Regions from separate parts of the Homo sapiens genome. Here region 2 is linked to region 1. A link is a contact called in ENCODE Hi-C or POLR2A ChIA-PET data. All regions are on one chromosome and are shown on one strand. The core of a region is the stretch at or near the end of the contact, and the rest is flanking DNA. Distances in the headings are between cores, read along the strand shown.

What was found. Hi-C counts contacts between places; a loop is a spot of excess contacts on that map. ChIA-PET counts read pairs that join two places held with the same protein, here RNA polymerase II (POLR2A). Pooled maps may share reads with other maps.
Region 2: a loop to region 1 is called in a map of Right ventricle myocardium superior, with 4 times the contacts of the local background. The contact joins two enhancer-like sites. A Hi-C loop is called at or near these places in 2 of 168 maps with a recorded cell type or tissue (Right ventricle myocardium superior and natural killer cell) and 11 of 50 pooled maps. POLR2A ChIA-PET finds 5 or more read pairs at or near these places in 2 of 52 experiments (GM10248 and WTC11).

The regions. Positions count from the first base shown.
Region 1 is chr1:91,712,207-91,715,277 of GRCh38, reverse strand. It overlaps TGFBR3 (transforming growth factor beta receptor 3), which reads left to right. Exons shown (of 17, transcript NM_003243.5): 13 at 2,736-3,035. Among named protein-coding and RNA genes, the nearest start is that of TGFBR3, 170 kb to the left of the region's middle. Within about 2 kb of position 1,662, at least 18 of the 41 ENCODE cell types and tissues checked have a DNase peak (open chromatin) inside an H3K27ac peak, as active enhancers do.
Region 2 is chr1:91,927,959-91,931,029 of GRCh38, reverse strand. No RefSeq gene overlaps it. Among named protein-coding and RNA genes, the nearest start is that of BRDT, 20 kb to the left of the region's middle. Within about 2 kb of position 1,594, at least 2 of the 41 ENCODE cell types and tissues checked have a DNase peak (open chromatin) inside an H3K27ac peak, as active enhancers do.

The DNA.
Region 1 (3,071 bases), core at 413-2,912:
GCAAACATCCAGGTTCAGAGAGTGGATTCTAGAAAAGATAAATGTCCTTATGGCACCAGGATGTCTGCTGTTTCTTGTGCCCTGGGTACAACCTTTCATGTTTCAACCTTAGTGTTTCAAGTGGGCATATCATCTGTTGGTCTTATGGGAAGGTCCTCATCTAATGAGCTGGTTTTGGTGCTCAGCTGCAAGCTCAGCTTCATAGTGGGAGGGGTGAGAAGCTTAAAGGGTCAAAGTGGGGTACTTCCATATGTTAAAAGTGACTTTGGTGCACGTGTTTCTGTTTTGGAAAGACACATAACTCTCACATTCGCACTGACTCTGGGACAGAGCCCGCTGGCGCTAGATGTTGTTTTCCTTGATCATATGGATTCTGCCCCTCCCCCATTCTGAGAGTTCTCTTTCTTTGAGCACACCTTCTTTCTCCATTGGGGAAAATATACTGCCTTCTACATGCTTTTCCTAAGCCAAGATGGCTGTTTTTCTCTTGCTTTTCTGGCTGTACAGTTCACATGGGCAGTTGGTCAACAGCACCCTATTGCGCTGTGGATTTCAGGGGTGCTGCATAATTGCAGATTGTTCTTTTCCAAATCTATGCCTGGCTTTGCTGATTTATGCTAATCAGTGGTCAATCTTCCTCCTGTACCTTACCCTGGATATTTTGGGTTTTTTCCCCCATCCTTCAAATGCTGGCTTACTTGAAGTGTGTTATTGGTAGTTTTTTTTTTCCATTCTTGTTTTCCCATTTATACCTTTTCATATATCACCTATATTTCTCATAGTTTATCCTCTATTCCCTCTACACCATACAGTCCCTTTCATAATCCAAGTTAACAGTGTTGCCACCTGTTCATTGGTCATCTCCAGGTGACTGTTGGTCACATAATGGCAGTTTTCTTTTGGTTCATTTGTCTTGGGGAATTTACAAACCCAGTTGTTAATAACCCAAAATTTTAAATCTAGAATACTACTATTACTAATAGGTAGCATTTATTGACACTCTGGGAACTGTGTTGTTTGCATGTAACTTTTACTTTGCTAGTTTTCACAATTATGATATCTTGTGGGTATTCGTGTTCTCATTCTGTAGGTGAGTAAACTGAGTCTCGGTGCCCAGCACGTGAGCAGGAGAGCATGTAATTTTTATGAGCTCGTCTCACTACAAAGCCCGTAGTCCTTCTCCTACTCACTTCTGGTCTAAAAGTAAAATCCTTTTTAGTAAAAGATTTGCTGATAATTTATATATATAAACTATATATACATAAAATATATTAAAAAATAATATATATTTTTTCCCTCTGCTACAAAGGTATCCCTTTTTGGGATACCTTAGACATTCTGCCGCTACATACTTTCTTTTGAGATTAGAGAAGAGATTTGCAGTCCCTCTGTTACACATTTTGGCATGTGGTTTCTGAGTTCATGTTAAACGGCAGTTTTTAGTAATAGCACATATGTAATTTGCCACCTTTCCAAGATAGAATATCTTGTTTTTCAGAAGTATTGCAAAAATACTGAAGTGTTAGTATTTACAGAATGTCACCACAGTGACATTATCAGAATCCTCTTCATTAGCATTTTCACTGTTGAGTGTCCTGCAGTTAACCACCACGTAGGAATCTTTCACAACAGTGCTGCGGATTCAAAGCCCCATGTGATGTCAGGGGTTTCCCCTGGGTATCTCAGCGTGGAAAGTCTGTTTCTATCTCCATGTCTTTTGAAATGATTCTGCGGCTGTTGGTCTATGGGTAAGGACTAGCTGTTTCTACAAGTGTTTAAGTTTATTTTGATCCTAAATTTAGTCAAAGAATGAGGCATAGCAGGGAGGGGCAGTTCATGCAGTGATCCACGTGTCACCAAATGGAGAATCTCCTCTGGTCTGGGGATTTTAGCTAAGTTCAGGATAGTTGAGGTTTGAATTCTGTTTACACTTGGCTAAACATTACTTCCTGTTTCTAAGGAAAAGAACCTTAACAAAATTTGGACGTAGCCCATACAAGTGTTTTCAAAGGGGGAAGTATAAATGAGTCGGAAACGTTTCCAGATTAGATTTCCCCTAAACTACCCCTGGGCTTATGGAGCGAAGGGGGAGTACTTGGCAAGGCTGATTTGGATCTGTGAGCAGCTGGGACACTTTACCAGGCCCATGATGGCCTCCAGGTTGCACCGTCACTGACACCCAGCGCCGGAGCCAGCTCTGCCTTCTCGCCGATGAAGCAGGACTCTCATCAGGCTTACTCTGACTTTTTGCAATTTAGAAGCTCAGTCTTCCTGCCTAGGTTAAATAGATTTTGCCGCTGAACTCTATTTTTTGGTCAGTCTTTAAAAAGAGCTTAGCTTATAAGTGTTGTACTATTAAAACATTAGGGACTTTGCCTACTGGTGTTTTATTTACTTCGGAAAATCCACTTTAAATGCAAAATATGTTTTTATTTTTAGCTCTCAGAGGACTCATTGGGAGGTGGAAGAGACTTACTCATCTTGTATTTGAATCTAATGGACTAATATTTGAAAGAAATAATTCACTGTCATCATCTATATCAAATTGAAGTGGAAAATATCTTTTTCTTTCAATGTGTGTGTGTTACTTTTGTAATTAGAAAGAAGGCTATAACTATGTTATGAAGATAAAGCAGCGTGTCATCTGAAGGGCTGTCTTGGCATATGGTCCTTGTGCCTAAAGTGAAAGTGAGATGCTAACTCATTTCCTAATTCATCTTTCTGTTCTTTCATAGGTATCTGTTACTAAGGCTGAACAAGAACTGGGATTTGCCATCCAAACGTGCTTTATCTCTCCATATTCGAACCCTGATAGGATGTCTCATTACACCATTATTGAGAATATTTGTCCTAAAGATGAATCTGTGAAATTCTACAGTCCCAAGAGAGTGCACTTTCCTATCCCGCAAGCTGACATGGATAAGAAGCGATTCAGCTTTGTCTTCAAGCCTGTCTTCAACACCTCACTGCTCTTTCTACAGTGTGAGCTGACGCTGTGTACGAAGATGGAGAAGCACCCCCAGAAGTTGCCTAAGGTTTGTGGGCCTTCATCCATTCGGATGGTTATTTTG
Region 2 (3,071 bases), core at 345-2,844, 220 kb before region 1:
AGTGAGCTAAGATTGTGCCACTGCACTCCAGCCTGGGCAACAAGAGTGAAACTCCGTCTCAAAAAACAAACAAACAAATAAAACAAAACAAAATAACAAAACAAAATTAAGAATTTCTGTTTGTCAATAGACATCTTTCTAAATGCAATGTATTATCATCCTGTGTTGGATCCTGGAACAGAAAAAAGACCATGTTTTCCCCCTGCCTCAGTGATAATAACAGGGTAGGCCAACTTCTCTCTTGGTCCATAGGAAAAGGGGGTATTCCTTTCTCTGTCTGTTCTCTGTAGTAATCTTTTTTTTTCCATAAAATCTTTCAGAAAAGATCTAGTAATTTTAGTAATACTTGAAGATTGACGGGAAACATACATTAACAATTTCTTTGTAGAACAAAAGTGATAGAAAACCTCAATTATCTGACATAAAAAAGGTGACACATCTTCATATCCCCAAATAGTTGCATCTTTTATTAGCCAGTACTATCCATGTAGGAGTCATATCTGACAAAAAAGTATAACTTTTAAAGACTAAAAACCAAGTCCAAAGCATATCAGTTTACACGCTCCTCCCCCACCACCACCAAATAAAAGACAAATGATTGTACCATCATTATTAGGAAAGATGGAATGATACCTTTCCATCACCCCACTCCCCTGTGCATGATTTCTCACTGGATGACTCTTCCTGTGCCCCTCCCCATCTCAGAATAGTCTGAATTCTGTCTGCTCTCTACGTGCCTCTTGCTCAGGTTTACAGGGTCAGGATTTCTTACCCTTGCCAAGCATTGGGCCCACTTAATTTGTCCTCAAGATACTGGTCAGTTACTCTCCTGTGGCCTAGCTACTTCTTTCCATCTTGCTGACCACCTAATTCCTAGATCTGCATCCTGCTTCTAGCCCATCATGATGATCTGTGTTCTCTTCATGGTCCCATGAGGCTCACTTCCAACCCTGCTTTGCAATTTTGAGAATTCCATAGGTCCACTGTCATTTTCCTGGTGGTGATGTGCAAAAGCAATGGACTAAAAACCCAAGGATCAGCCAGGTGCAGTGGCTCACGCCTGCAATCCCAACACTTTGGGAGGCTGAGGTGGGTGGATCACCTGAGGTCAGGAGTTGGAGACCAGCCTGGCCAACATGGTGAAACCCAGTCTCTACTAAAAATACAAAAAAGTATCTGGGCGTGGTGGCAGGCACCTGTAATTCCAGCTACTCGGGAGGCTGAGACCAGAGAATTGCTTGAACTGGGAGACAGAGGTTGCAGTGAGCCGAGACCACGCCGTTGCACTCCAGCCTGGGAAACAAGAGGGAAACTCCATCTCAGAAAACACAAAACAAAACAAAACAAAACAAAAACTCAGCGGTCTTTGTTCTAGGACCAGCTCTGTCACTAACCAGTGAAATCTTGATTGATCTGATTTTCCTCTTTTGTGAAACAGGAAACCTGGATTCAATCATCTCCAATTTTTCTTCCCCTTTAAAATTCTCTGAGTCTCTAATCCCAAGTATGGCCTCTTGACTCCTGGTCTTTCTTGGCTTTTGGCCCAGACCAAGATCACTGTTCCTGGACCCCAGCCCTGCCCTGTTTTCCCTGCCTCCATTCCTGCCTGACCCTGCATTCTTCTGCAGCCCGGCATTAGCATAGCTCCTCCTGCCAAATGCCACTGCCTTGTCTCCAGCTCTCCTTCAGAATTTGTACGTTTCCTTATGATATTATTTTATATGCATATGTTTTATCTCCTCAGTTGAATTATAGGTGACTTTAAAGCAGGAGCCCTGTCTTGTAACCTGCCTTTTCAGGTTACCTGCATATAGTGGACATTCAGGAAGTATTTATTTCTTCATTGAAGAGTGTCTTGAGAATTTATGTACTATTGTGAAAGCTTTCTTTTTTTCAGAGACAATCCTAAGTAAAAATAGCTTTGGTTTGCCTGATATAACTTGTTTCTCTCTCTCTCTCTCTCTCTTTTTTTTTTCATTTCTTTTCTTGGTTGTTTGTTTTGTTTTTGAGACAGTGTTGCCCAAGCTGGAGTGCAGTGGCGTGATCACAGCTCACTGCTGCCTCCATCTCCTGGGCTCAAGCGATCCTTCTGCCTCAGCCTCTCGAGTAGCTGGGACTACAGGTGTGTACCACCACACTCGGCTAATTTTTTTTATTTTTAATAGAGATGAGTCCTTACTATGTTGCACAGGCTGGTCTCATACTCCTGGGCTTAAGCAAACCTCCCGCCGTGGCCTCCCAAAGTGTTGGGATTATAGGCGTGAGCCACCATGTCCAGCCTGATGTAACTTGTTTCAGTGTAAAGATGCCATGCATTCTTTCTCTATAACCCTGAGTTCTCTTAAAAGAGCTGTTTTTATAAATATTTTGAACAATTTTATATTCTTATGGTAACCATTTCTCACCAGGCATTCTATTAAACTTGTCTCTCAGGTTATTTGGTATTATCTTTTGTTTGTGAGAGAGTTACCCAGGATTATAGGTCACTCCACTACTTAAAATCACACTGTGACTCCCATCTCACCTAGAAATCCCAATGCCAAGTCTGAAGTCCTAACCATGGCTACACCAAGCTGGCATCCCCACCACCTCTCTGACCTCGTCCCCTAAAACCCGCCTACTCACTCTGCTCCACTGGCTTCCTTGCTGCTTCCTTGCTGTTTTTCAATCACATCAAATATTTCCCAGCATCAGGAATTTGCCCCTTCTGTTTCCCCAGCCTGAAATACTCTCCCTGCACCCAGGCCTTCCCTGACAGCCCTGTCTGAAGTGGAGCACACATGGCCTTGCCAGTCACACTCGATTCCCCCTGCTCAACTCCATTTCTCTTCATTAAATTCATCATCAACTAACATATTTTGTATTTATCTGTTTATTGTTTATCTTCCCCACTATAATGTAAGCTCCATTGAAAGCAGGAACTTGTGCTGGCTTCTCTGCTGTATCCCCAGCAGAGTAGCTCCCAATAACTACTCTCATGTGCAATGAATATATGCTTGAAAAAAACCAGACCTGACTTGAAAAAATGTGGTGTTAGGCAGGTCATAAATTTTAGTTCAAGTAAATTTAAA